3 separate regions of the Mus musculus genome follow, and regions 2 and 3 are each linked to region 1. The links are chromatin loops, found by intact Hi-C in ENCODE. Cell type or tissue: left cerebral cortex. All regions are shown on one strand. Each heading gives the region's core, and the rest is flanking DNA. Links, peaks and the distances in the headings are about the cores only. Region 1 has its middle 17 kb from the start of Gm4793. Region 2 overlaps Nav1 (neuron navigator 1). Region 3 overlaps Nav1 (neuron navigator 1).

Evidence for each region. A loop is a pair of places that touch in the nucleus more often than their neighbours do. Peaks named below come from ENCODE experiments on the same cell type or tissue, not always from the same donor. Only the 100,000 strongest peaks of a DNase experiment are listed, where the experiment ranks them.
Region 2: a loop joins it to region 1, with 2.6 times the contacts of the local background. A loop is called at or near these places in 4 of 42 quality-filtered maps.
Region 3: a loop joins it to region 1, with 1.9 times the contacts of the local background. A loop is called at or near these places in 2 of 42 quality-filtered maps.

Annotation. Positions count from the first base shown.
Region 1 is chr1:135,609,979-135,619,914 of GRCm38, reverse strand. It overlaps a transcript of Nav1 not described here. Among named protein-coding and RNA genes, the nearest start is that of Gm4793, 17 kb to the right of the region's middle. In left cerebral cortex, for the core only: no CTCF peak of the experiment used is centred there; DNase peaks (open chromatin) are centred at 3,519, 3,872, 4,504, 4,722 and 1 more place; H3K4me3 peaks cover 409 bases; H3K27ac peaks cover 952 bases.
Region 2 is chr1:135,550,615-135,560,550 of GRCm38, reverse strand. The region is part of intron 1 of Nav1 (neuron navigator 1); the gene reads left to right. Among named protein-coding and RNA genes, the nearest start is that of Nav1, 30 kb to the left of the region's middle. In left cerebral cortex, for the core only: no CTCF peak of the experiment used is centred there; DNase peaks (open chromatin) are centred at 4,468 and 7,202.
Region 3 is chr1:135,561,110-135,571,045 of GRCm38, reverse strand. All of the region lies in intron 1 of Nav1 (neuron navigator 1), which reads left to right. Among named protein-coding and RNA genes, the nearest start is that of Nav1, 19 kb to the left of the region's middle. In left cerebral cortex, for the core only: no CTCF peak of the experiment used is centred there; DNase peaks (open chromatin) are centred at 5,737, 6,126, 7,155, 9,528 and 5 more places; H3K27ac peaks cover 2,033 bases.

The DNA of each region.
Region 1 (9,936 bases), core at 946-8,945:
TAGGGGGTAGAGGTTAGATACTTGGAAGAACTTCTAGCCCAGGGAAAAGAAATAACTGGTTCTGAGATCAAGGAGAGGAAGGCAGTAACCGTCCCTCTGTGTGGTGCCCTGTCTTTGGCAGCCTGGGTGTAGGTTCCTTCATGGTTAGGGAACAGCCAGGGAACACTGAGAAGTAGGTGGTGGGCAAGCCGAATCTGGGCTTTTCAGCTTTCAGAAGCCTCTGTTGGGAGCAGCAGGGCCTGGCTGGAGGCGATGCGGGGCTCTCGCCTGATGATTTACACAGAGTCACTTTGAGCGCCTGAGATTATCTCAGGAGCTGGGTCTTCCTCTGTAAGCACATGCCACTCTTAGGTCAGAAAAGAAGCCATGCCAGTCTGAAGGATCAGGGACTTTTTAAGAACTGCCAGAGGCCTGGGGCTCAGAGGGGATACGGGAGGGAAATAGTGGATTCCGTTGCCTCTGAACAACCTTAATCCCTGTTGTGAGCCAGGAGCCAGCCAGGCGGGCTCAGGGTACTGAGCCCACGCTGCTCCTTTGCCAAGTCGTAGCCATTTCCTCTGCCTTCTGCCAATCCTCTACCCACTCAATGGGTACACTAGCCGCCTGCCCTGTCTCCTCTCTATGCTGCCTAGGGTGATTCCCCTCTCTGCCAAGGACTTGGCAGCCAGATTGGTGGCGGATGTCACAGACACCTCTTAGATTGTCCTTTGTCTGTTCTCAGAGGCTGTCAGAGGTTGGAGGCTAGACCAGATTAACACTAGTAAATAAATGTCTCTGGTGGCTTCATCCTCAACCCTGAGAGTCTCTTTACAATTTCAGATCTGAGAAAGATTGAGGTTTAACATTGATGGGAGGCTGAGTGATCGCCTCAGGTTCTGCTGCCACTTCACACAGTGACTCAGGACAAGCTCCTTCCTTGCAGGCAGAGCATGCCTGTCTTTGCCTGTACATCCTGCCCCAGGTATCACACATGAATTGTATCAGGTCCATAACTCCGTTCTCCAAGGAAAGCCGGATGCTACTACAGGCCACCGGACTGAATTGGAAACAGACCAAAGGGAAGGACAGCAAGGGGCAGTGTAGTTGGTAAAGTGCTTGTCATGCACACATAATGGCCCAAGTTAGTTCCCAGTGTATTTATTTACTTAAAAGCTGGGGACAATGGTGGCATGTGCTTATAGGTCCATTGCTGGAGAGGTAGGGACAGGAGGATCCGTGAGGCTTCCTGGCCAGTCAGCTGAATTAGCAAGTACCTGATCATAATGAGAGACCCTGTTTCAAAACCAAAAAAAGCAAGGTTAGCAAAGTGGTGGTGGCACATGTCTTTAATCCCAGCATTCAGGAGGTAGATACAGGTCAGTCTCTGAGTTTGAAGCCAGTCTGGTCTACAGAGTGAGTTCCAGAACAGCCAGGGATACACAGAGAAACCATGTCTCAAAAAAAGAAAAGAAAAAGAAAGAAGAAAGAAAAAAAGAAAAGAAAAAGTCAAAACGGGCTAATTTTTAAACAAATTAAAAAATAAATTTGAAAAATAATGTATGCGTTTAAGAACATATGAGGGTGAACATGTGTGTTTTGTATGTGAGTTCATGTGTATGTATGAGAGTGTGTGACTGTGTGTATTCATGAGTGAGTGTGTATGTATGTGTATGTGTGGTTTACCTGTGCCTGTATGCAAGTGTGTGCCCCTGTATGTCTGGTCTGGGTATGAGTGTTGTGTATCTCGGGGGATCGGTGCATATCTCTGTGTGTTTGGTACAAGCATGTATGTCTATGGAACATATAAGCATCAGAAATATGTTGATCATGGTTCTGGAAGTTGAGATCTTGAGATCAAGTCATTAGCAGATTCATTGTCTGATAAAGGCCACCTCTTGTCCCGGCTCTTCTGTGTCTTCACGTCACCACGTCACAGAAGGACAACAGCTTCTCTTAAGCCACGTGGAAGAGGGCACTAATCCTGTTTATAGAATCTCTGCCCTGACTTAGTCATTTCCCAAGATCCCGGCCTTTGAATGCTACACCTTGGAGGTTAGTTTCAGCTTGTGAAACAAATTATTGAGACCATAGAGTCTTTGTGTGTGTGTGTGTGTGTGTGTGTGTGTGTGTGTGTGTGTGTGTGTGGTGTTTGTCCAAAGGGTAAAGTAGCCCAAGCCACCACTTTGCTGTGGCACCAAAGGACTCAGCTGTCTCTTCTCTGATGTGATGGCTCAGCCCCCAGACATAGCTATCTGTTCTCGGTGCCTCTTGGGAACCACACAGGGGTCCCAGCCAGAAGAAAAGCCTGGATGGAGGCTAGGCTATAATAGGAAGGAAGTGATGTCAGGGATGGAGGCTAGGCTATAGGAAGGAAGTACTGTCAGGATTACAACAGCAAAGAGACCCATGGCAGATGGAGTAAGACAGCGTGCAGTAAGTTCCTATGGCCCAAGCCTGCCTCCCTCTGTGTCATCCTACCCACCCTCCTTTCCCAGATGTTGTGCCTAGACTATCTTCCTTTGGAGAGGGCCTCACTTTCAGGAGGATTCCATAACAATGCGCTCTCTTTTAACACATGACATGTTTATTTTATGTGTTTTTTATTTTCTGAGTGTTTGCATATATGTATGTTTGTGTATTATGTGCATACCTAATACCCTCTGAGTCCAGAAAAGGGCTTGAGATCCCACAGGACTGGTCCTATAGACATTTGTGAACCACCATGCAAGTGCTGGGACTAGAACCCAAGTCCTTTGGAAGAGGAACCAGTGCTTTCAGCCACTCAGCCATCTCTCCAGCCTGTTTGAAAACTATGTGTATGTCTATGTGTAGGTGTGTGCTCTTGAATGCACATGCCCACTGAGTACAGGGGGTGGCATCAGATCCCCTGGAGCTAGGGTTACAGGCAGCTGTAAACTGCATGGTGTAGATGTTGGAGGCAGAACTTGGGTCTTCTGAAAGAGCAGTATGTTTTGTCTTCGTTTTAATGATCATTCGTCATGTGTAGGTGTCTGAGGGGGCTGGAGGGGTATCAGATCTCCTGAAATTAGGGTTACAGGTTGTTGAGAGCTGTCTGCTGTGGAAGCTGGGAATCAAACTCCGGCTGTCTTCAAGAACACGTACTGACCCACCTCTCTTGCCTACGCAGTATACTCTTAACTGCTGTGTATTCTCACCAGCCCCCTGCCATAGTTTTAAACATAGGAAAATTTGTGCCTAGCTTTGATATATCCACTCCACTCCAGTCCTGCATAAATCAACTGACCTAATGAGACTCAAATGAAGATGAAGTTTAGGTCAGAAGTGAAACCTTCTGTGCAGGGTTTGTACTGCTTTGAAATGGCTGACCGCAGAGAGAGATCAGAGCTGTGATGAGGACTTGCCTTACTAACAGACAGCACTGTGTAAGAACGAGACTCTTGTACCCTTTCTCACAACTCCCCCCGTCTGTATATCTAGTGCTCCGGGCTGCTTCTATACCATGGGCACAAAGCATCAGTGCCCATATTTGCATAGCAGTGTGTGGGGGCGTGGCAAATCCAGGCGGGCTCAGGATCTGCATTTAGCTACCACTCTGTACTATGTGGAACGCTCCAGGGCTCTTCTCTCCCCACTTTCCCTTTCTTCTCCTCCACCCTTTTTTTAAATTTATTTCAAAGTAATATACCCATACTCTTCATAGTGTGGTTAAGATGTTCCGACCTTGTGAAATGGGCATCTTAACTCTTTCCTCTAAAGAGCTGTGGCTCCTTTAACCGGCAGTTGCGGGAGGAGCTGTCCTATCAGCACCACGGCCGGTCCCACCCTGCAGAGACTGCGGGCTGCCGTTCAAGGGCAAGTAGGGCGGAGAAAAGACAGTCTAGAACTAGCCATCTGGATAGTTCCCAGCCTCACTGGGGACTGCCTTCCTCCCCAACGCCTGTCCCAGGCCTTGCAGAATGGAGAGAGCTAGCGTTTAGGTTCTCACCACCTTCTAAGCTACACTGAAATATTTATAGGCCCAAAATACTTCTTGGCTCTGGGATTTGCAGAGCATTAAGCCAGTTAGCTGGCATTTGTCCTGATGCGGCCTGGGCCGGAGTGAACAGTCTGAAGAGCTTGGGTGGAGGCAGGAAAGGAGGCAGGTTCCAGCTGCTGGGTGAGCAGATGCAGGGGGCTAGCTGCAAACATAGGCGCAGGAGCTAGCTGGATTGTCTCCTCATCTCTGCCCTCTGTAAGCTGTGTGATCCTGAGGAAGACCCTTAACCTCCCCATAGTCTGTGCCTCTGAAGTAGGGACGGTGGTGACACCAATTGGTAGGACATTGCAAGTCATTGCAGGTGGAATGTTTAGAATGGTGTCAGACATGCAGCCTGGAAAGGCAACTTTAAAAAGAGTTTAGTTTAAAAATAACATATAAGGGACTAGAGAGATGACTTGTGGGTTAAAAGCACTTCCGGCTCTCAGAGAGGACTCACACCAGGCAGCTCACAACTGCTTGTAACTACAGCTCCTGTGGATCCTCTGTCCTCCACAGGCACCTGCACTTACACACACCCACACCCTCACATAATATTTAAAAATAAATAAGCTTTAAATATGTGTTTGTCGCACCAGGATAAGTGTGTGAGAGTAGACAGTTGGAGTATAGACAAAAAGGGGGTAGGGTGGAGGGATCAAGCTGAACTTTTTGGTGAGGGGGCCATACACCATGCTGGGGTCCTGGCACTGCTCTACCTGAGGCCACCACCCCCTTGGCTTACCCACAGGACATCAGGCATCTGAATTTGGAGGAGGGACAGATGTTGTCTCTGACATCATTTCTGTCACCACCACAGGCCTGCCACCACGCTGAGTGTCTTATTTTTATTCCTTCACTTAATCTTCCTGAAATCCCATGACTAGACTTTGCAGGTGAAGACTCCAAGCTTAGAGAACATGAGCTGTCTAAAGCCACAGAGCAGGAACTGGTGAGCCTTCCAGAGCACTGGAAGCCTTTATACACTTAGTGTGACATGGCATGGTTTTCAACCTGTTCAGTCTCTTCCCCCTTTTCTGGCAGACAGTTGGGTGACATCTTACCCAGTGTGGGCCGTGCATGTCCCAATGAAGAGAGTTCTAATAGGAGAATCAGGCAGCTCAGCCTCCATCCTGGGGACACAGGATGAGGGAAACTAGATAAGGAAGGTTATTTAAGGATGTAGGTTAGCAGAGTCTAGCATGCAAGAAGCCCTGGGTTTGATCTCTAGCACTGAATAAACCAGACAGGGAGGCTGATATCTGTGATCCTAGTGAATGGGAAGTGGAGGCAGGAGGATGGTAAATTCAAGGTCATCCATGGTTAAGCAATGAGTTTCAGCCTAGAGTATATGAATTTCTGCCTCAGATAAACAAATACTAGTGATAAAATATTAGAGACAGAGAGATAGACAGAAAGAGTTAGTCTTTGAGGGCCTAGCAACAGTATTTGTTGAATGCTAGACAAGGCATGGTTCTAACCTACTTATTTTGCATCTAACTAACTTACTTATTGAAACTGTGTTAGTAGGGTAGGTGCTGGTCTTGGTTTCATTTTGTAGAATGGAAAATCCAAGTTCTAAAACTTCCCAGGGGTCATACACACCAAAAGCAAAAGCCAGGGCCAGACTTTGGGTCCAGAAGCTTTGGTGGCTCCCAACTTTGTTCTTTATCATTGTGGTAGTGAATCTCTTTGAAGAGAAGGGTCTGAATGGTGGGGCTGATGGACAAACCCATGGATGTGTGGAACCCTATCCCAAGCCACCATTTCCAAGACTGTCAACTGCCAGCCTTGTTGCTGCCTCTTCACTGAGGCATCACTAGATACCACATCCTTTTCTGGCCATGATGTCTCTGTGGTGCTTCGTTTTGCCTCTTACAGAGCTCACTGCACAGGGTTCTTGGTGTATCTCTCAGCCCTTGAGAGCAGAACCTGGTGTCTGCCATCTTGATTGACATAGTACCTGGCAAACCACATGGCAAATGGAAGGTACCCGGCTAGGGTGTGTGAATGTTAAACAAAGAGATCAGGCCAAGAACCTTTTTGAAAGTGGGATGCTATTTGAAACAGGGAATACCAACTCCCTCATGTAACTGGTTGAAGGTGGGGATCCTCAGAAGGAGGAAACTAAGGGACTCCTGGGATCTTGTTGGTGGTCTCTCCCTCTCCCTCTCCCTCTCCCTCTCCCTCTCCCTCTCCCTCTCCCTCTCCCTCTCCCTCTCCCTCTCCCTCTCCCTCTCCCTCTCCCTCTCCCTCTCCCTCTCCCCCTCCCCCTCCTCTCTCAATGGCTCCCTTGCTTCCCCTTCCAGCTCAATCCCTAGCTTTCTTCTGCCCTTGACCTTCCTCCTGAGATGCACTGTGAAGGTGTCGTGAAGGATGATGGTACTAGTAGCCACCTTAAATAAAGTCAAGCATCTCCCCAGCCTTGCCTTACTCTGCCTGTTCAGGACTCAAAACAATAAGAAGTGAGGACAGAACAGGAGCCAGAGTGAGCCCCAGAGCAAGTACAGAATTCCCAAAATCATTTGGCTTGCTAAGGATACAGTAGGTGCCACAGCTAGCAGGCATTTGGATGTGCTCCAAGAGAAAATATCTGGGCCTATTGATGACTTCAGGAGGCACCATTGTCCAGAGTGCCCCCCATGTGTCTTTCTCCATGCGGCCCCCCATTTCCACAATCTTTCTCCTAAGCTGTATTAGTCAGAGGTCTCTAAAGAAACAGAACTGACAGAATGAGTATATACATATTTTCACTAATTTATAGTCATTCATTAACATATTCATATTATTCATTCAACAAATCCCACTTGTATTTATGGGATTTATCAGAGTGGCTTATAGGCTGTGGTCCAGATGACCCAGCAATGTCTATCTATCTCCTGACAGAAAGACCAAGAATCATATAGTTTTTCAGTCCATGAGACTGGATTTCTGATGTTGGAGATCTAGAGGATCTTGAGAGAGCTGCTGGGCTTCTGTGTACATTGGAATCCCCTACAAGTAGTATCTTAGTTAGGGTTTCTATTCCTGCACAAACATCATGACCAAGAAGCAAGTTGGGGAGGAAAGGGTTTATTCGGCTTACACTTCCGTACTGCTGTTCATCACCAAGGAAGTCAGGACTGGAACTCAAGCAGGTCAGAAAGCAGGAGCTGATGCAGAAGCTATGGAGGGAATGTTCATTGCTGGCTTGCTTCCGCTGGCTTACTCAGTTTGCTTTCTTATAGAACCCAAAACTACCAGCCCAGAGATGGTACCACCCACAATGGGCCCTCACCCTTTGATCACTAATTGAGAAAATGCCCCACAGCTGGATCTCCTGGAGGCATTTCCCCAGCTAAAGCTCCTTTCTCAGTGATAACTCCAGCCTGTGTCAAGTTGACACATAAAAACAACCAGTACAAGTAGATTCTGATACCAGCAAAGGAATGCCTTAGCAGTAGGATAGATGAACTTGCCAGCAAGAGTGAAGCCAAGCAGGCAAAAAGCAAAAGCATCCTTCCTCTACATCCTCTTATGCGTCCATACTTAGGGTGGCTCTTCCTATCTTAAATTGTCCAATCAACAAAGCCCCTGACAGCGATGCCCAGCTGTTTAAGTTGATTCTAGAAACAGTCATGTTGACAACCAAGATTAGCCATCATGTAAACTTCTACCCTAGCTCACATGTATCATGAGCCACCAACTGGGCATATTAGACCTATGGTTAGGCGAGGTTACATCAATCATCTCCCCCCCACCCCCACCCCCGCTTCATACCCCATCCACTCTCACGTCAACCAACCCATAGCAAACAGAGTGAAGGGGCAGGGAATGTGTAAGATATGAGGAACGCTGGGGGAAGAAAAGAAGGAACCCCCCCCATACTACCCATGAGTGATTCTCTTCTGCTCTAGTTTCGAACCTATGGACTAAGTCTTCCTCTCAGCTCTATCTCTGAGAGACTCAGTACAGCCATCACAGCAAGGAGAGAGGGTCCATCATGGAACAAGGGGTGTGGAGGCTGAGACGGGGCACTGCTGATGGTGAATGTGGTCTAACTCAGTTACCCACAGCATCATCTTCCTGTCTGGTGAAAGGGGAATAGTAGAACTTCCCTTCTCAGGTTGTTGTAAGGATTAGAAATGATGTTTCACTAAGAGACTGTTCCCCGACACATAGGGAATAGCTTGGTGAGGGCGGGTGTGTCTGCTAGGCATCCTTTGTGTTCCCCTTACAGATGCTCGGTACCTGGAGATGCACACTCAAAGGCAAACGAGGGAAGCCCTTGGTGACCCTCCTGCCATAGACTACAATAATTTGCTGCCTGGAGAGTGATTCTCCATTACTCTGAGGCTAATGTGGTTCTCACATTGTCACCTAGGACAATGACTGTCACCTGCTTCCAGTCTCTTAAAAGACTACCTTCTGAGGAGGAGGGTCAAGCAAGGTCCCAACTGCAGTGGAGAGGCAGGGCAGGGCCCCAGTGACCTACCAAGGTCCTGTTTTAAAAGTCCTCTCCCATCATGCTTTTTAAAAAATGATGATCTAGTGAAAGCAGGGGTGTGGGTGTACTCCATTAGCAAGGGAGCTAGAAGCAGCCTGGCCTTCAGACCGTGAGAGCTGGAAATCGGGCCTGCCCTAGCCAGAGGGTGTAGAGACATCTGAGGCAAGACAGTCTAGACTGGACCCTGCAGAGCTAGGAGCTGGAGGTCCCCAGCAGATAAGGTCGGTAAGCTGGGCTCCTACTGGGGGGTTGGGATGGCCTTTGAATCAAGAGGCAACACCGTGGAGATACTCTGAACCAAGAAACAACTTCTAGAATTCTCTTAAAGACGTAGTTTCCAGAGGGATGATGGTCTGAGGAGCCTAGCTGGATTTGGTCCTCACATTGTATTTGGATTGGGATCAACAATGGAAGCAGAAATTGGCCATGCAGGAGCTAACCAAGGAGGTAGACCATAGACGTGCCACGTCTTGAGCTTGGGTACAGTAGTCTAAAGCTTTTGCTGTGGGTGGACTGCTGGTTAGCTCAACATCTCAGAGCCTGGCACAGCTCAGTGTTCTAGGCAGGGTCAGTATGTAGCTGACCACTAAAGGATGGGTAGGACTGGGTAAAAGGAGGATGACAGACTAAATCCACTCTCAGCCCCACTAGGGCCATGGACTAAAGCTGGGGGCTCTCTCCTGGTGGAAGGACTCAGGGTCTGTACCTCAGTATTTGTCAATATTATCCTGCCTTCATTTTTTTTCAGGCTTAGCCTGGGCAGGTTGAATACTTTTCCATGTTCTAGCAGATACAGGCAATACTTGCCTGAGCTACTCCTAGATTTCTTTGGGAGTAACTTAAAGTTTCCATTGCTGTGAAGAGACACTATGACCAAGGCAACTCTTTTTTTGGGAGGGGGGGTGGTTCGAGATAAGGTTTCTCTGTATAGTCCTGGCTGTCCTGGAACTCACTTTGTAGACTAGGCTGGCCTTGAACTCAGAAATCCGCCTGTCTCTGCCTCCCAAGTGCTGGGATTAAAGACGTGCGCCACCACCGCCTGGTACCAAGGCAACTCTTATAAGGACAACATTTAATTGTGGCTGGCTTACAGGTTCAGGGGGTTTGTCCATTAACATCAAGGCAGGAACGTGGCAGCATCTGGGCAGACATGGCGCTGGAAGAGCTGAGAGTTCTACATCTTGTTCTGAAGGCAGCCAGGGGAAGACTACTAACTTCCAGGCAGCTAGGAGGAGGGTCTCTAAACCCATCCCCACAGTGTGACACACTTCCTCCAACAAGGCCACACCTCCTAACATCAGTGCCCCGGGAGGGAATTTATTGGTCCTTTCCTGCAGGACTGAGGACAAGGCAGGACAAGCAAAGGGTCTCTCTCTCTCTCTCTCTCTCTCTCTCTGCTCTGCTCTGCTCTGCTCTTCTGGGTGGGCAGGTTCTGAGTGCAGAGTGGGGAAGTATAGGAGCCAGGTGAGCCTTG
Region 2 (9,936 bases), core at 209-8,208, 59 kb after region 1:
AAGTAATTTGCTTAGAGACATTGCACTAGAAAGTGATGGGAAGGGAGTTTGGACTCTGCCTGCTCCGGTCTGTGCCTCCCAGAGAGGCTGTGCTTGTTTCTGGTACAGAGAGGGAGACAGGATGCTGGCTGTCATCATGCAGATCAGATGCATAAATTATTGTGATCCTTCTGCAGGGGAACTTATTTTCCCTATTTATTTATTTACTCAGTGATTGCAGTATCTCAGAATGGACTTGTGGGTATTCCTCATATCCTCTGAGATACAGCTCAAGACTGTATTTTTCATTTTGTAGATGGGGTTGAATTTATTGTGCTGTTCCTTTTGCTGTGTTGGGAGAATTCTGCAACAGTCTTGATACTTAGGGATAAATGGTGGAAACGGAGGGGGCATCCAGTCCAGGCTGGCCAGGCTGGCTTGTCCTGCTTCCCAGCTCTTTAACCATTTCCTCTCCATCTCTCTGCCTCCTGGGTTTGCTTGGGCACTCACCAAATCTGAGCTATTTCCTCTTGCTGCTTCTACCTCTCAAATTTTAATTTTCTTTATTGTTTGACCCTGTAAAATTCTCTAGACCCAGTTGGCATTTTCTTTGCCTCAGTGTTCCAAGCATCAGCCATTTTTCTAAGGGACCCTTGTTGCTTTGATTGGAGGAGGAATTAGGAACTGAGACATGTTTTCTGGATTTGTTCGTTGCTGCTAAAATGTGGCTGTTTCTAGGTCCTTCCAGTTGGCAACACTAAAAGTATGTGTGCCTGTGTTAACCTGTATAGGACCATGTCTCTATAGATGGTATATAATAATATATGAATAATCATTAGCTTGGTATGTAAATAAACATTAGTTAATAGAGATTTTTTTCCAACTCTAACCTAGAATCACGTGGTTCATTCTACTCTTCCCTTTATGCTGCTTTTTAAAACATCAGGTTTTTAAATATTAACATTCTGTCACTATATAAATTGGGAGTTTCAAACACCATTTGTTTGCAGTCACAGTATTTTAAGATTAAGCGAAAGACTGTTCTAGAGGCCGAGAGACACTTAGCATGCACTCCGGTGTTTGTTGAATTGAAATGTATTGTCCCGTATCTGCTCCTTCAGGTGTGTTCAGGGTTTTCAGACCTGTGCCTGTGTCTCTCAACCCTGAGGCTTCCAGGCAAATTAGCTCTCACCTCCCGAGCCAGGTAATTCTGGAAGGAAACAGCTTGTAGTTCTGCCAAGGTGTCTGTTAACCCCTGTTTGGGTGTTTCTGTTCATTTCCGTCCCTATCTGTCTCCCTCAACACCTGATACTTCCTGGGGTGAAGCCAGAGTGTCTAGGATCCATTTCCATAGCCTGAAGTAGAATCTTCAAGGACAATCCCTGGCCATCCCCTTGGCCCAGCCACTAGTACTTCATTTCCACGAGGTGATAATCAAGGCATGTATAGATCTCCCAGTAGAATCCACAACGCTTGAAATAGCTTACCAGCCGTCATACTCCTTGATGCAGAGGTCTGTTCCAAAATTCTGTGTCACACCAGAATTTTCTCTGTGTCCCCACCGATACACCAATTCATGTAGTTAAGGTATTTCATAAGCCTTGTAATTAAATGTCAGGAAACAAGAGTTTCCTAGGTACTTTTTGTTGTTGTTGCTTTGTTTTGTTTCGAGACAGGGTTTCTCTATGTAGCACCAGATGTCCTGGAACTTGTTCTGTAGACCAGGCTGGCCTCGAACTCACAGAGATCCATCTGTTTCTGCCTTTCTATCACTGGGATCAAAGGCATGTGCCACCACTACCCTGCTACTAGATACTTAGAAACGATTATTTATCTAGAAATGATTTATTATTTTTAATTATGCTGGTGGTGTGTGAATATATGCACAGGTGCCTTTGGAGACTAAAAAGGGGACTCATATCCCTGGAGCTGGGGTTGTGAGCCTCCAGATGTGGGTGCTGGGAACTGAAGTCCCAAAATCAACACCTGCTCTTAACCATTGAGCCATCTCTCCAGCCCCTGGATACTTTGTCCTTAGTGCCTCCAGCATTTTCTAACTTAATTTCCTCTTACTTAAAACTCCGCAACTTTGTTACAAGGTTGTATTTATCTCCATGTGCCTCTTGTTGCCACCCTATACCAATTGCCCATTGTCACAGCCTCTGTGGGTGGGCTTTCTCTTGGCTACTTATCTGGCTGCCTTTGCTTCCTAGAAAGCTCTTAAGTTGGCTTCCGGGCAGCAAACATCTTTTTCTTCCTGGAGAATTGCCCAACCCCTGCAGCCTACCTCTCTTGCCAGCCTCAGATTGCACTCCCGGTGCCCTTGTCCACAGCAGGAATTGCTGATGACAGGAGGTGGCTCACTTGCTGCCACAGCCCAAAGCCCCAGTGCCAGCGCCAGCTGCTTTACCACTCGATCCCTAAGCCCCTTCCTGGCTCAAAAGGTGTTTTGCGATTATGCATAGTTACCCATTAACAGAAACCTTTCAGCTCCTTGCAGGCTTGTAAATGCTCACCCGTCTTTCTTCAGAACTCTTAAGTATGCATATCCAGGAAAGTTTCCTTTGCCAGCATATCTGCAAATATTTGAATTGTTACATGGAATGACATGTGGTCTTCCATCGAAGGATTTACCATGGATAAATATATTTCCATGACTGAGTCTTGGTAGCCATCTTGGAAAGGTTTTAGAGATTGCCCATCTCCAGTCACCAGGAGGAAATTCTCTGCCTTGTATGCATCTGAAGTGTGTCATCCCCCAGCTCCTTGGAGGACTAACAAGAGCTCAAGGCTGAGGGCCCTTGGGAGACATCCCGGTTTAAAACCGAAGGGAACCAGGTGTTGCTGGGATACCTGGGATACATGGGATAATTACAGTAACAGATGACAACGTTTGAGTTAAGATATGGGGTCCTATACTAGCACTTAACATGTGCTAGCTAATTTAATCTTTCTAGAAACTCTGAAAAGTAAATATAATTACTTCATTTACCACGGGGGGAAAAAAACAATTGAGACTTTTGAACTTGAAGACCCTTGCCTAAGCTTACATAGAGTCTCCGTGTAGCTGGGAATCTAGCTAGAGCTATCTATCCTAAGCGATACTACTCTATTTGGCCCTGGATATTGGTTCAAGTTTGTTTTTTTCTTGAAGCTGAGCTTCATTTGTGGACAGGAAAGAGAAAGTGGTAAGTCCGTTTCTCCAAAGCTAGCCCTCAAATGTGGACAGATGAGGAAGAAGCCAGGGGTTCTTATATGCCCCTACTCCTCTAACACGATTCCAAGCATTCTAAATTCACCTGTGCACCACTGACGAGGAGAGCGACTACCTGGCCATGTTGTGTCTAATTGCTCCAGAACGTGGGGTGTGGCACTGCAGATTATGACGGGTCAGAGTGACTTGGACTGTGTGCCTCATTCAAGCTTTACATTCATAGATAGATCTTGGTGGAAGATTGCTAACTGAAATAAGGAGATGTCGTGGCTAGTCAGAGCGGAGTAGGACTCACCTTGCTGCTGGGCCTTGGGCTCTCAGCTCCTTGGTGTGGTGACAGGGATGGTGGGTGAAGGTCAGCATTAAGGAGACAAAGCACTTAGGTGTGCCTAGAGCAGGCCAGCCTCTTCCTAGGAGTGATGTCAACCCGAAAGAACTGGGAGATCTAGAGTAATGCGCTCACTGAGGGAGTGTGGAGAGTGATCTGGGGTTTAGCAGTTGATCATATTACCCCGAATAAAGGATAAGCATCCAAAACGCAGGCATTGCATAACCAGATCAGAGCAGAAACATGGCTGTCCGTGTCATTGACACCTGCCCACTGGTCAAACCCAGGCATCCAGTTCTGAGGGCTGTTCCCATCGGAGAAGAGGTTCCTGTATCACAGGATTATCACTGACATTGGCCCAATACAAAATAATTATACAGGGGATTCTGAGAGCCAACATAATTAGTCCAATTAATCTCTGGCGATGAATTATTCTGTTCGATAATCGTCTTCGGAAGCAAAGGATTCATTAGCATCCCTGGCTGACAGCAGGGAGTCAAATGTCCTTTTATCTCCTTCCCCTGTCCCTGACAAGATAGAGTGAAATTGCTCTCACATTGATAAATTCTATCTCCATCAAGAAGGCTGGTACGGGGAGCAGCAGAGGCTGGGACCTGTGTATGAGGTTATGTGTCTGGCTCTCCACACACTTCTAACCTTGAATTTAAGGCCTCAGTTTATCCAGGGAGTCAGGAGGGGAATGGAGGGCAAGGTCTTCATTAGGGATTAACCAGCTCGAGGAAGGGTTTCCAGAGACGGATAATCCCAGCGTTCCCACCAAAATCCCTGCCAGTGTCTTATGGAAGCCCCGTGGTCTTCTTTTTTGTAGAAGCCTTTTATAGAAGCTACTGGTTGGAAAGGCAAGGAGTAGACTTGGAGGAGGGCGCTTTGTCTGTGGTGCTCAGTCGGCCCACGTTCTGAGAGAGGTGTGAGTGCTCATGGGAGTGTTGGTGGATGCTCAGATAAGGATCTCAGAGCATCTGGGCTGTGGGTTTGCCTGCTAAGTGTCTGTATACTGTAAACTGTATACTCCATGGTTTCCTTACTGGGCTGCCCAAGGCTCAGAGCTTGCCTCCACCGCAGGGCCTCTTAACTAGCTTCTTCACTAGTCTTTCTTTCCAGAGAATGAACATTATACGCAGGTATAAGATTTGCATTTAATTTCGGAGTTTCTAGACCCTCTGCAGCTCCTTCGGTTCATGGATTCTTTCCTCGAGGGATTTGAGCTCTATAGAGAGGAGCAGGTGTGATGACAAGAGTCAACCTCTGCATTGCCGACACTGAGGCCAGATAGCCCTCAGTTGAGGGTGCTGCCCGGAACATTGGAAGATGTTTGGTAACATCCACAGCCACCGCATACTGGATGCCAGTAACATGTCCGTCTAGTCAAGAGTCCCCAGAAGTATTTCTGTTCTCAGTTGAGAGCCACTGTAACAGGGTCACAACTGAACCATCAGCTCCGGGGCCCAGGACAGTGGGTTTGTGAGAGAAGGCTCTCAGGCTCTGGGAGAGGTGTGAGAAGCTTGGTTTGCTCTTTTGTTTTCCCAAGAGTCTGGCACAGTGATAGTGCTGAGAGTAAGCTCTCTGACAGGGAGCTGCAGCCAGGGAGGCCAGGCCTGCCAGGTTGAAGGCATAGCATACGCAAAGGAACAAAGGTGTTGGTCGTGCCCGTGTCTCCAGGGAATGCAGACAAGCCACCTTGTTGTCCCTGGTCTCTGGCTGAGGAACAGAACTGTGGGACCTCCTTTCCTGCCAGGTGGGTGGATGGTAAATAAGAGGGAAGGGAACAACTTTCTGAATCTTCCATTAACTGGTCACAGCACGCCCCCAGTGAACCTAGGATTCTAAGAACAGCCCAGCTTAAGGTTCTAACTTAGCACCTGCTCATGGGGCAGACGCGTGCGTAGCTTCCCCAGCTGTGGACCAGGAGCCGTGTCAGCAAAGGGGAATGTTCAGCTGAAAGCAGACGCAGACAGGAAGCCTGAGTCGCTCGTGGTCATTGGTCACAATTTATGTGTTGTGGCTTTTCCAGGACTGTATGTCCTCTCCCTCTTCCCAACCCCCGTTCCTTCTTGGCTGTGGAGCTGATCTGCTTCTGGAATCTCTTCTCCCTGTTGTCTCCTTTCATTCATTTATACGTACGTTCACTGTTCACTCGTTTGCAAACGTTTAATGAGCCTGTGTTGTCTCGCTGAGGATCTCACTAGAGTGGCTTGTATGGGCAGGAGACTACGTGACCACACGCTGAGCTCTGAGGATGTGGCAGGAGCCAAGCGCTGCCTAACAGCTGGCTGAGTGAGGCCCTTTAGAAGCCTTTTAAGGGAAAGGGCCATTGAAAGAGGAGAATTAGGGTGAGTGACAGATAGCTCAGTTTAAAAGTCTGGGTAGTGAGTTTTATTGTAGGGTTTTGTTTTTTTTTTTTTTCTGTGTGTTTAAAAAGTTGTATGTCCAGTAAAATATGTCTGCCTGCCTGGGGACAATTGCTCTGACTCCCAGGTACCAGGAATTTGTAATGGCTCAGAAAATGGAGGAAAATCTTTAAAATGAGTTCCTGGTCTCCATTAAAAGCGTTTATGGTGTCTGGGGAGGCATTTCCCACTGATTTGTACCTGAAGAGAGCATGGAGGCTGGAATGATGGAGAGGAAGACAAAGACGCACGCTCAGGAGAGCGTGTGTGTGTGTGTGTGTGTGTGTGTGTGTGTGTAGTGTGTGTGGTGTGCATGTGGTGTGCACGTTTGGTGTGTATGTTTGCTCTTGTGCAGTGTGTGTGTATGTTCATGTGTGTGTTCAGTGTGTGTGTGTGTAGTGTGTTGTATATGTGTAGTGTGTGTGTGTGTGTATGTGTGGTGTATTGTGTGTGTAGTGTGTTATATGTGTGTTGTGTGTGTGTGTGTGTGTGTGTGTGTGTGTGGTGTATTGTGTGTGTGTGTGTGGTGTGTTGTATGTGTGTAGTGTGTGTGTGTGGTGTATGTATACGTTTTTGTGGTATGTGTGCACACATGCATGAGTGTGTGTGTGTGTGTGTGTGTGTGTGTGTACATTTAAGACAGAGACAATAAAAGTCAGGTGTTCGCTGGGACGATGGGGCAGAGCCATAGAGTCTACCTGCAGGAAGGATCTAAGACAGAGTACTGGGTTGGGCCCCCTCAGAAAGAGAATCAAGGACAAGATGATCTCCACCTGTGGGGAATAAAGCCTGTCACAGCTGGAGTCAGGCTGCTGCATTTGGAAAGAAAGGGCAAGGGCTGGAGGTCCAGAAGCTGGCCTTGGAAAGGAAATGAGCTGGAAAGACGGGGCGGAATGGTGGCAGTTCAGGAGAGAGAGGTGACAGTGTGTGTGTGTGTGTGTGTGTGTGTGTGTGTGTGTGTGTGTGTGTCTGTCTGTCTGTCTGTCTGTCTGTCTGTCTGTCTGTGAGGTGTTGTCCTTGCTCATTTGTTAATCGGTGAGCAGGAAGAGCCCAGCAGGAAGGGGAGTGGGGAGAGTCAGGGATCAGAGACAGCTTCCTGCTAAAACCCACACAGCCAGAAAGAAGGGTTCTTCTCAGAGCCTCCACTCGGCTGAAGCAATGCTGCTCAGCAGAAAAGGAGTTCAGGATGAATGGGTGTAAAGTGGAGCTGGAGTTCATTAAGAGCATTCAGCATGGCTTCAGCATGAACACTGCCAGGAGGAGAAACTCTTTAGTGAAAAGAGGACATACCCAGGCGTGGGTGTGAGCGCCTCCAGAGACAGTTGCAACCTGTGTCTTAACAATCACCACACGTACAATTTGGGTGGCTTCTGAAGATAGTGTTTTCCTAAGGGACTTGAAGGAATTTTGAGTTTGTTTTTAGTAAATAGATCAAAGGGTGGATTCTGAGGTGCACTGGTCAGAATTTGTGCTGAGTCATGAGGATTGCATGAGGGAGGAAAGATGCATATTTTTTATTTATTTATTTTTTACTGTAAAAACCTCGAGTAAGCCAGCTGATGGTGGTGCACGCCTTTGACTCGATAGGCAAAGGCAGGCAGATCTCTGTGATTCGGGGCTAGCCTGGTCTACAGAGGGCAGCCAGGACAACACAGAGAAACCCTGTCTCGAAACAACTCTAGTAGTCTTGTTTGTGAAATGTCCAGGTTGGTAGCTAGAGAAGGATTAGCTGAAGTTTATGCGAGCTCATGGCTTACCCATGGCTCTCTTTGCTACTTTAACATCCCCATTTGACATAGCTCTATGTCGTCTGTAGGTAGGCAGTTTTCACAGCAGATTTTGTTAGCTGTGCAGGAATACTTGCTACTCAGCTAGCAAGATGCTGCTAGCAGACCCAAGGCAAGGGCTCACTTTCCCTCCCATGTCCCCTTAATTCCTCTGTTTTTCTGCCCTGGGTCAGGAAGGTAAGAAAGGGTCTGACCAGAGGCCTGGGGATGTGTTCATTTAGCAAGTCTGCAGGGAAGATCGACTGTGGTGGTTTGAATGACCCATAGGCCCATATGGAGTAGATGTGGCCTTGTTGGAGGAAATATGTCACAGGGGGTGTGGGCTTTGAGGTTTCAGATGCTCAAGCCAGGCCCAGTGTCACTCTTTCTTCCTGCTACCTGCTGATCCAGATGTAGAACTCTCAGCTACCTCTCCAGCACTATGTCTGCCTGCATGCCACCATGGGTCACACCATGATAATAGACTAAACCTCTGAACTGTCAGCCAGCCTCAGTTAAATATTTTCTTTTATAAGAGTTGCCACGGTCATGGTGTCTCTTCACAGCAATAGAAACCCTGACTAAGACATCAGCTGTAGCCTAAGTACCATGTCAGGTACAGGCATTCAGTGATGGATGGCATATGGCTTCTGCCCTCAAAGCCAGCAGCTGTGTAAAGAGGCATGGGTCAGAAAGGATACACAGGCTGTGGTCGAGTTTGCTATGGAGTCTCTGAGAGAGGAATGGTGTTATATAGCAAGGGGGAGGGCCAGATGAGGGACAATCTGCATTCTCCAGGGGCCATTCAAGCTTTGTTTCCTGGGCACCTGCTGCTTGATCACCACTGATGCTGGCATTGGATAGAGGTGGGGGGGTTAGGTGGGGGGTAGTGTCACAGTAGGCAAAACCAGAGGTGACATGCGCTCTTCTGTTTGTTTGTTTGTTCCTCAAGAAAGGCTCTCACTGTGTATGTAGCCCTGACTGTCCTAGAACTTACTAGGTAGACCAGGCTGGCTTCAAATTCAGAGATCTGCCTGCCTCACCCCCCAAGTGCAGGGACTGAGGGCTGTATCACTGTGTCTGGTACAACATGTGTTCCGTGATCAATGACTCGGTGATAGAAAGCTCTAGAACAAGAAGAAGTTGTATCTGATGTGGGTCAGGAAAATTTCTGGGAAGAGATGTGACCTGAACCAGGCATTCGCTTAAGCAGGGAAGAGCCTTCCAATAGAGCAGGGGGAAGCACAGGCGGGCAAGGGTGCAGTGAGGAGCCAGACTGGCTGGATGGGTGAAAGGATAGAGTGGGTGTGAGGGTGGTAAGAATACCACGTCAAAAAATTATAGCAGAGAGCCTCAGACTCTAGACCAAGGACCCTAGGGTCATCTGGGACGCTGAAGTGTCAAAATACAAAGACCTCAGATTCAGTGGATGGACCCGCTCTGAGACTCCTTAGGTGTTAGGTGGCTGAAGTGTTTGAAGCCACCCAAGTCATCCCCCAGCCTCTAGCCTGGGCTTAGCGCTTCTGCATGAATATCTTACTCCTAAGTGTATTCTCCAATTTGTCTTCCCAGAGGGAGAAGGAGCACACACAGGCTAGGCTCAGTGGTCCCCAGGAGTGAAACCTGAGCCAGCTGTTCCCATGGCAACCACCTACAGGTGCCTGGTCTAAGAATGGAACACAAGGAACTGGAAGGGATGAGCAGCTCTGCAGTCATTGCCCTGAGCTGCCCCAGTCGGAGCGGAGCAGAAGTGAGAGCAAAGCCTAGCAGACATCAGGACCAGGGACCTCCCTTGTTCTTTGGAGGAGGGAAATTCAACCAGGCCCAGGCAGCTGATTCCTCGCTCTTCTATAGTCCCTTTGCATCCTGCTCATTAAACATAGATGACCCTAGGGAGGGGGTTCAGAGGTCACCAGCTGCTGGGGCTTCTGGCCAGAGATGGGCTGAAGATCATTTTCAGGGAGAATGTGGCCATGACTCCCTGCTCTGGCTGCAGAGGCAGACGGGGTAGGGGGCTGGGAAGCTGGTATAACACAGTTAGAGGTGGCATGTAGAAGTGAGTCAGGAGAGCTGAGACTAGTCAGGCTCTGGGCTCTGGGCTCTGTTGTGTTTCTTATTCATTGAAAACAACAGATGGGTGTAGTACAGACTTCACAGAAATCCGGTGAGCCCTGGGGTTGGAGATGGTGAATTTAGGTTCAAATCCCAGCCCTGCACCTCACAGCTGAAAGGAAATACCAA
Region 3 (9,936 bases), core at 1,608-9,607, 50 kb after region 1:
TGATGAAGGATCCTCTACGGGCAACAGTCCCAAGTGTAGGGAGATGCTCTCACCTCGAGGAGCAGGACAGAGATCCCCAACAGTCTTGGATGGGGCAATGTGAACCCTGTTAGGGACTATGGCCTCAAACCCAAGAAACTGGGTTTCCTATCCTCCCTCTACAGAGGGGGATTAGAAAACTGCCTCAGTTTCCCTCTGCAGCCAAGCAAGGGTAGTGACAGTGGGGATAGGGAGATGAGATCATGTCTTCAGAATCCCAAGCCCCTCTCTCAGAGTAGGCCAGGGTGATTCTGTATTTCAGCCCAGTAGCCAGGGTCCACAGGCCCCTAGCCTCACCCACCACAGTGGCCAACATCTCAGCTCCGCTGTTCTCTCTATCTTTACAGGCTCTGTGCTCAGGTGCAGATGGGCCAGGCTATCCTTCTTGAACATTTTTAGTGCTGAAATGTGTTTGCTAGCAGGCATCTTGGAACCTTTAGGCTAGAGAACTGTGTGCTGAGGTAGTGACCCATTGGCCTTCCTGACTGCTCGGTCCTTACTCACTGCCCAGCTTGGCCCTCCTCCTGGTCTCCCTGTCTTTAAGAATCATAATTCCTCAATACTTGTTCAGGGATGTGGAGAGAAAGTAGAAGGCATGCTGACGCAGGTTACAGGGGCTGGTCAGAGGGCTTCTCCGAGCAGGATATGGGTCAGCCAGGGCCCTGTGACTAGGCAGAGATTTTCCAGGTAAAGCAACGAGTGGTATTGATGTCTGAGCGAGCCAAAGTATTTATGAGGAGCAGCAGATTGCCAAGGCAGTAGGGACGCACCACCATGACACTGGGGCGGATAGAGGCGGATAGGGGCAGGGTCTGGGATGAGTTAGACCTGAAAGGTAGGATCAAAATTCTGAATTTTCCCTTAAGCTTGGTGAAAAGTCAGGAAAAGTTTGGTTTGTTTGTTTGCTTTGGTTTGATTTTTTTGTTTGTTTGTTTGTTCTGGGGGGGGGCAGTATCAAGATAGGGTTTTCCTGTGTAGTCCTGACTGGAACTCGTTCTGTAGACCCTGCTGGCCTTAAACTCCTAGACCCAAGGCAGGCGTCACTGCCTCCACCACAGGGCCCCAGGAAAGGTTGTAAGAGGAGGAGTAATTCGAGGCTTGTGTTTTGGTGAAAGCCACTCAGGCAGCTGTTGAAGAGCGTAAGTGGGGGAGGCAAGAGTGGTAGAGTCCTACCTAGAAGACCCCAAGGCTATGGGAACCATCTGGGTGACGTCATGATGCTCAGAGAAGGGCATTAGCAGTGCAGACATGAGCATCGGAGGGCGAAGGGGGTGAACAGGCTCCAGGGAGAGAATGCAAGCAGAGAGGGGGAGCCCCCAGCCAGCCCCTCTGGGGAAGGTCAGGACCTGTGCTCCTGGAGAGAGTGTCCCCTGACCCACTGCAAGGTCTTTAGGGACAAGATGTGATCATCTCTGCCCTGCCCTCGTGCGTTAAAGTTTTCATATCTAGATAGTTTTCATTTCCATTAAAAAAAAGTTAAACCGACAAAACTTTATTTTGCCTGCACATAAAAGTTTCTTACGTGTAAAGCGTGCACGTTTGACTAAAAGCTATAAAAATTCTAATTTTTTTTCTAGTAATGCCACCTGTCAAAAAGCCAGCTAATTTTAACTGAACTTAGGGCCCACAGGATTCGTACAAAATGAACTCAGGGAAGAGGGAGGGGCAGTCACACTGTCCTCAGTGGGAAGGTGTGGGGGAGACCAGGGTAGTGGCAGAGGCAGTGAGTATGGCAGAGATGGTGATGGCAGTAGAGGTGGTGGTGGTGGTGGTGGTGGTGGTGGTGGTGGTGGTGGTGGTGGTGATGTTGAGGTTTTTGGTGCTGTGGGGACCAGTGATGATAGTAGAAAAGTAATCAGGGATACAGGGAAGGTAAGAGGGTGACAGTGATTGCAATGGCATTTGGTGGTGGTGAGGACAGTCATGCTATCTGCAGTTTCAGGGAACACTAATGTGATGTTCTTGGAGCTAACTGTTGTGATGTGTGTCATGGCCACCCTATGTGTGCCCAAATAAAAGAGTTAGAGGCAACACACACACACCCGCCCTAAGTGCCTTAAATCACTTACTTAGGCATCAAGTTTGACTACAATAGAGGTCACAGAAGAAGTGTAGAATTGGTCCCTGAGGGGCTGGAGAGGTGGGTCAGTGGGTAAAGTGCTTGCTGAGCAAACCCCTGCAGAACCTATGGACAAGCCCCGCACAGTAATGCAGGTGAGTATGAGCTCAAGGCCCCCGTGAGGATTTGAGGTAGAGAGAGGAAAACCCCTGGAAGCTGGTGGGCCACCCAGCCTGGCATTTGTAATGGTCGCCAATGCACACACTGTCTGACGGCACACTGTTGCCCGCCACATGACTCATGTTAAGTGTTGGTGTTCCGAGTTGCTATGCCGACATTTAGACCACTCCCACAGTTTTTCTTGAGAGACCCCATGTGTTAAAGCACCCCTTTACATACCTGACAACCCCTATACCTGCCTCCCACCCCGCCTCTGCTGCCATGACAGGTAAGACAAGTAGATGGCGCTTTGCCAATAGTGAGGACTGTGTGCTTGGCCTCGCATTTCTCTGTGACCCTGAACAACTCATTTTACCTCCCGGGTCCTCAGTTGATGCATCTCTTGCAAGGAGAGGATATTTGCTCTACCCTTCCTAGCTGCTGCGGGCGTGAGGGCATTTGTCATCACCAGCAGACACAGATGTATGGGCATTGGGGGAGGGAGGGGGACCTCTGCAGGCACTGTGCATTCCTCGAAGAGTCTACCAGCTGTCATGTCAGGCTTGAGGTGGGACTGTTGGAAGCCTCTCCAATCCGCAGAAGGCTTAGGCCCAGTTTAGGACGGAGAGGTGGGTGATGTAAGACCAGCTTTGCCATCCAGACCTCCACCTCCTTTCTTACCCCTACCCTGAGCCATGGCTCCTCTCCTTTTCAGCCCCTCCTTTCCTTAGGACACAAGAGCTCATTCTCACTGACACTACTATCTAACAGCAGCCTAGGCAGTCAGTGTGCCTTCTTGTTATTGTTTTGGTTTTTGTTTTCAACCTTAAGCCCCCCCCATCAGTATTATACTTTCCACCAACCCCAGCATGTACATATTGAATCTGTAAATTTCTGAATCTGTTATGTAGAATGTACTTGGTTTGTTTTACTGAATGTTTGGTTTTTTCCTTGAGCTGGTTGCAGTCCGCTGTGTTGATTACCATATCTACAAATGAGTTACTACTGCCTGAGCTTTGAAAAGCCCTGGTTTTAAAGGACCTTCTCTCTGAGCACAGAGATCCCTGGGACCTGTCTGGGAGGCCAGTTCACCAAGACGTTGGATACTAGAACATTCTCTCTGTGCCAGGCACTGTCTGAGGAACTTTACAGAGTAGAACCATGAATCCCCACAGCACTGCAGAGTAGGGTTTACTGTCTGCACAGTAAACTCAACCATTGAACAGCCAGGAAGTGAGGTCACATGGGGTTTAGGTCATTCGTCTGAACCTGCTCCATGAGTGTTAGAACCCCAGACACCTGCAATGTTAAACACTTAAGGCTCCTGGCTGCCAAGAGGCCACAGAGACAACGTGGGATAGCCATGGCACTTTAAGAAAGCAGCTCAGCTCTTGGGAAACAGAGGCAGACAAAATCTTTGTGAATTTGAGACCACCCTGTTCTACAGAGTGAGTTTCAGGATAGCCAGAGCTACACAGAGAAACCCTATCCAAAAAAAAAAGCCTGTGTGTCTATAGTCAGAGCTGGATTCTGTTGCCCTGGAAAGCCAGCCTGGTTTTTATGCTCACTCAAAGTAGGTGTGCTATGTGAGCTCCTAGCCCCATGAGATGCCTGGGTGCCTTTGCTCTATCAATTCCAGAGCCTGATGGACTAACGCTGAGGTTCCAAACTCTTCTACCCACTGCCCAGTGGGCATTAGAGTCAAGAACAAGCCCGGTCCTTGGCTTTTTAAAAAGTACTGTTGTTAATTTTAAAAATAACACTTTTCACAGGCTTTAAAAAAAAACAAAACCCGAGTGAGCTTAATCATCCACTCTCACTGTTTTTTAATGAATGCATTGTTTTAGGCTCTGTGAGAATGCAGTAAAAGTTTAAAAAAAAACAAACCACTTTTTTTTTCCAGAGTGTGTCCCCATATTTTATAGGTTGCTCTTAAGACGAAGACAAGGATTCCTGCACGTGGGCAGGCAAGACTCACAGATGGGCCATGGCGTGCAAGAGTAGAGCAAGCGTGCATTTGTAAGGGATCGTCGTGGGAGGCACACACTTCCCAGATTCCATGCCTGTTCCTTCTCTTGGCATAGTAGCTGGAGATGATCAGATGGATGCAGAGAAGGAAGGAAGGAAGGAAGGAAGGAAGGAAGGAAGGAAGGAAGGAAGGAAGGAAGGAAGGAAGGAAGGAAGGAAGGAAGGAAAGAAGGAAGGAAGGAAGGAAGGAAGGCAGGCAGGCAGGCAGGCAGGCAGGCAGGCACAGGGACGACTGGGTGACCATGAAACAGCTGAAGCAGGATTCTCTTTTTTTTTTTTCCTTTCTTTAAAAAAGATTTATTTCTTTGTATAGTTATGAGTATTTTGCCTGCCTGTGTGTTTGTGGTACCATGTGTCCAAGGAGGCCAGAAAAGGAAATTGGACCCCCTGAAACTGAACTTAGGTATGGCTTCGAGCCATCATGCGGATGTTGGGAATCAAACGTGGATCCTCTGCAAGAGCAACAAGTGCTCTAAACTGCTGAGCCATCTCTCCAGCCCTTGAAGTTGAGTTCTTAATTATTCTTAGCCTCTCCTAAAGTGAGACTCGGTCACATCCTTCTCTCCTCTCTTTCACGGCTGGAAGTGTTAAGCCCATTGCTCTCAGCCACCCCCAGCATGTTCACTCTCTTAGCTCCCTCGTGCTCTGCATCCTTGGCCAACCTCAATACAGAAATTCAAAGCAAAGCAACAGACCCTCCCCATGGAGAGCCCCTCAGCTGGCAGGGAAGAGAGGACACCAACGGCCAGGAGCTCCGGGCTCTGGCAGGAAACGGGCCAGGCACAGGGTGGTGGGTACAGCTGTGGCACATAGGAAGGGACACAGCAGTTGAATGCCAACCCTACTCAGAGCGTAGACATGGAATATTGCCCAAGATCTGTCTGGACCTGATTAACTGAGACTAGAAATGCCAGGGGGATGCTGAGGACTGGACCTGAGGAGGACAGACAGAATTAGAGATGGATTCTTAAGAGAATCCCAGAACAAGGAAAGCATCAGCTGAAAGAAGCAGCTGCAGAGGTGTGCCATCTGGGGGTAGAGTGTGGTGAGTGCCTAGGAGGGAGGACTGAGGACCTGGGTCAATGGTTGGGAGGGAGGACTGGAGACATGGGTCAGTGGCTGGGAGGGAGGACTGAGGACCTGGGTCAGTGGCTGAGAGGGAGGACTGGAGACATGGGTCAGTGGCTGGGAGGGAGGACTGAGGACCTGGGTTAGTGGCTGGAAGGGAGGACTGAGGACCTGGGATAGCTTGCAGCAGTGTTTCTCAGGCTGGTTGGAAACCAGGCCAATTCCTGCTCTGAGACATCTCTGCTTGGCCCAGGCAGCTGTTAACAGACCCCCTGAGTGCCCTTGGCCAGCCCCAGCTCCAGTCTTCTCCTCACCTGACTCCCTGTGAGCCCAGCTTGCCAGCTAAGGAACAGAGCCTGCCTCAGCTGTGGACAGAGCCAAGAAGTCACCATGGTAACCCTCTGGCTGATGGGGACTCAGGTTGCCATGGGAACATGTATAAAATCAAAAATTATTTTTGGGGATGGGTTGCAGCTAAGAAGGGCAGTGGGGACCATTTGCAGCAGTGCACACTTCCCAGGGTTCTGTTCCATGGCTCCTCAAGTTCCTCCCCGGGAATGGTGGGAGAGCCCAGCCCAGCACTTCTGAGAAATGACACTGATACTCCCAGGAACACTCCCAGAGGTCGTCCAATGCAAAACATGTCTCCCATTTCCCTGGTGAGTGTTTTGCCCAGCCGTATCTTTCAGTGCCAGATCCGCTCCTCGGCACCACCATGAAATCTGCAAAATTCATATGCCTGGCTCCTGCCAGAGACTCCAGGCCCAGCCGTCTCTCACAGTCAGTCTCTTTTCTGACAGGGCCTGACTTGAAGGTCCCTTTGTCATGAGCACTGGGCGAGCCATACAGGCACTGGGCATGCTCAGAAGAGCTGCTCGACAGAGGAGCCTGCTCTTCAATGTGGCCTCACAGAAAACACCAAAGGAGGCGAATGGTGTTTGGATTTCACAGAGGCAGGAGAGAGTGCATGCTAAATCCCACCTCTTGCCTTCCTCCCCGCAGCACTGCCTACAGTAGGATGGTGCTGGAACAGTCTGTGGAATGGGCCATTGCTCGGTGGAACCACTGGGCCATTTTCTGAAGTGAAAAGGCAGGAGAGGAATCTCACAAGAAAGAAACATTTTTTTTTTTTTTTTGTCCCTGTGGTGTGGCCTGGTCCAGCAGTTGTCATTCATAATTAGAATGTATTCTATACTATCCTAGGCCTCAGTTTCTCCCTCACCAAAAAGGTGATGGGGGGGGGGCGGGGGGGCGTGTCAGAGATGGAGCTGTTAATGAACCCTGGGCAGACCTGGGAGCCTCCTCCAGACCTGTTAGAAGGCTAGGGAGGGAGAGCACAGGGTGTGACCTGGGGACCTGGGCCCCTCTGAGGCATTTAGCCCTGTGCTCAGTGCTCAGTGCTCAGTGCTCAGTGCTCAGTGGAGGCTGTAGCCTGAGAAAACTTTCTCCTGAAAGCTGCCCTTAACTTGAGCCAGGCTCAGCTCAGGTTTCAGGACTCGGAGATTCTGCCTTCCCCCTCCCCCACCCCTATGACTAGACCAGAGCTCCGTGAGAGCTGAGGAGACCACATATTACCTCTTAGGAGACAGGACCAGTTGTTTCTCCCATGTGCCACGTGTCTCCTGGAACCTCCAGGACAGAAGAATCAGCAAGACTTGGGGGACAAAGCTGGCTGTGCTGGAGACGCTCTAGGGAGAACCGCACAGAGCTGGTTTGGCCTGACTGAGCAAGGCCAGGGCCTGGGTGCTTTGTTGTTCTGCCCCCAGTGCTCCGCCAGCTCTGCCAAGAGGAGACACAGTTTCTGAAGGGCTGCAGTCCAAATTCTTCCTGGCTCTTCTGAACATCCCCTATTCCTCCCCTGTCGAGCATTTTTTATGCCAAAATAATTAGGTAATTAATGATCGTGTCGTAGACCTTGTTTCTGGCACTCTATACTTCTTAAGAACTTTGGAGTCTGTTTGTAATACACATGAATACCAGCCCACAAACTTGGACACTCAGCAGATACCCTATCAGTTGCCAAGTCCACATAATTCATATTCTGAGCTGTTACCTACCTGAACTCCAAGAGGTTTCATTCCAGAGTTTCTGTGGTCCTTTCCTCCAAGCCAACACTTGCAACGAAGCCAGGAGAGTTCAGGATGGGCTCTGAGAGAGCACACTATGGCCTCTGCAGGCTTCCTCTGCTCTCAGACTGACAATAGCTCCCTAGTGGGTAGGTTAGGGTTAAAGCTATTGAGTTTCCTGTTGCTGTCATGCTATGGGCATGGAAGTCTTGGCCAGGCCGGGAGCCTGTGTACACTGCCCCTCACCCCCACTTTGAACTGCTTCTACAGTGTGGGAACGCATTGGCCCACTCACGCCTGGGTCCCCATTCCTCCTAAACCAAGAGAATCCTGCCTTCTCACGGCAAGTCTCTTTTTGACCCCAAATCTCCCTTAATAGCCTGAAACTTTCACCAATACCAGCTGGCTCTGCTTCCTGCCCCTGCTCAGTGTCCTGGAAGATGGACTCTGGAACCTGATGGCCTGCAAGGGATGGGGGAGTGAAATACGCAGAGTCTCAACTTTGAAAAGCTCCAGTGTCTCCTGCCATATGTGTGCGTGTGTGTGTGTGTGTGTGTGTGTGTGTGTGTGTGTGTGTGTGTGTGTGTTTTAAGGTTTATTTATTTGTCTTACGTATATGAGTACACTGGCATCAGATCCCATTACAGATGGTTGTGAGCCACCATGTGGTTGAAGGGAATTGAACTCAGGACCTCTGGAAGAGCAGTCAGTGCTCTTAACCACTGAGCCATATCTCCAGCCCGCCATGTGTGGTCTTATTGTCTCATAGTTGCATATAAATATACTCCCTATAGAGCAGACCCTGAATTATTATCCCAGGTACACAGACAAGGGAGCTGCATTCCGAGCTTAAACGATTGAGCTCAGGCCTCCTCCTAGGGCTCAAACCTAGGCCTCCCACTTCTCAGCTAAATCTTCCTACTGCAAGCAGGACTTCTGAACACTCCTGAATGATCCATGAAAGCAGCCAGTGGAGTCAGCAGTGTCTGATGATGTAATGCACGGATGGGCTTCTGGGTACACCACACTGTACCAAACCAGGCAATGGTGTGCTCGGTGTAATTCTGACACAGGCGCTACTACCTCTGTTTTATAGATGACACCGGAGGACATTGCCCTATTTTATTTTAGCTTCTCAAAAAACATTGAGGGTAAGAAAGGGTTAATAATCTAGAGGCAACAACTGAAGCAGGGACCACGGAGGAATGCTACTTACTGGATTACACCCTTTCTTGCTCAGTCGACTTTCTCATATAACCCAGGACTACCTACCCAGAGGTAGCACTGCCCACGGGAGGAAGGAGTGTGTGTGTGCTGGCTAGGCCCTCCCACATCAATCATTAATCAAGAAATCATCCCACAGGCCAAGCTGGTGGAGGCATTCCTCGACTGAGGTTCCCACCTCTTCCCTGGATGATTCTAGTTTGTGTTAGCTTGGCAGACACTAACCAGCAGAGGGTTGGGACACAGAGAAGGATCATGTCTGCTAGGGGTCAGGAGCTGGTAGCCAGCGCAGTCACATTTGAACCCTGCAGCCTTGTTTTTTGATGGAGGTGCGCACATGTGTACGTGTGTGTATGTGCACGCACATATTCATATGTGTGCGTGTTCATCTGTGTGTATATGCACATGGAGGCTCGATGTCAACCTCAGATGATATTCCTTAGATGTTCATTCACCTTGTTTTCTGAGACAGGGTCTCTCTCACTCACTGGCACGGGGCTCCAATGGGCTAGGCTGGCTGGATAGCCCCCAAGAATCCATCTATCTTCACTTCCCTGGCCCTAGGATTACAAAATCTCACCACCAGCCTCAACTTTTAAAAAATGTAGCATCTCGGGGGGTGGGGGTGGGCATGGAACTCGGGTCCTCATGCTTGCAGAGCAAGCACTTCGTCAACCGAAACACCTGAACCTTCATTCTTAACTCCCTGGCGATAACGGCAGAGGCTTCAGTGACTTTAAGAAAGGAAGAATGGAGTATGGAAGGAGTAATTTTCCCCACAATTTTGTTTAGCTTTCTGGCTTCATCCAGCCTCCAGAAGAGGCTGCTTCCTGCAGTGTTGCACTCCCATTCAATCCCATTAATGCATTGCTTCCTACCACCCACTCAATCGCTGCCTGTTCAGCCTCAAGGCGGTGCCTCCCCAGCTGAGGCTTTGCATACTTATCTCAGACTGAAAAGCCTCAAGGAAGGACCTGTCAGAGGTGGGAAGAGAGGCCGGAGGGTGTGGGCCTGAGTTTGGCAGCCCCTCCCCACCGTCTGCTTTCAGCTAGGATGCCAGGGATGGGGTTGGGGGGGGCGGTGAGGAGATGGAGGGGGCAGGACGTGGGGGTTCTGTTGGAGACTGAGATGGGGTAGCCCAGATGAGAGGTGGTATTGCCTAGCTGAGGGCTGCTGGTGGGGGTTAGTCACCAGGAGGGGAGGACACAGTGTATCTTACCTCTGCCTGCCTGCAGTCATCCAAATGAAGCCCCTCCTTCACTGCCCTCCAGCATCTTGGCAGAGGGCGGCCAG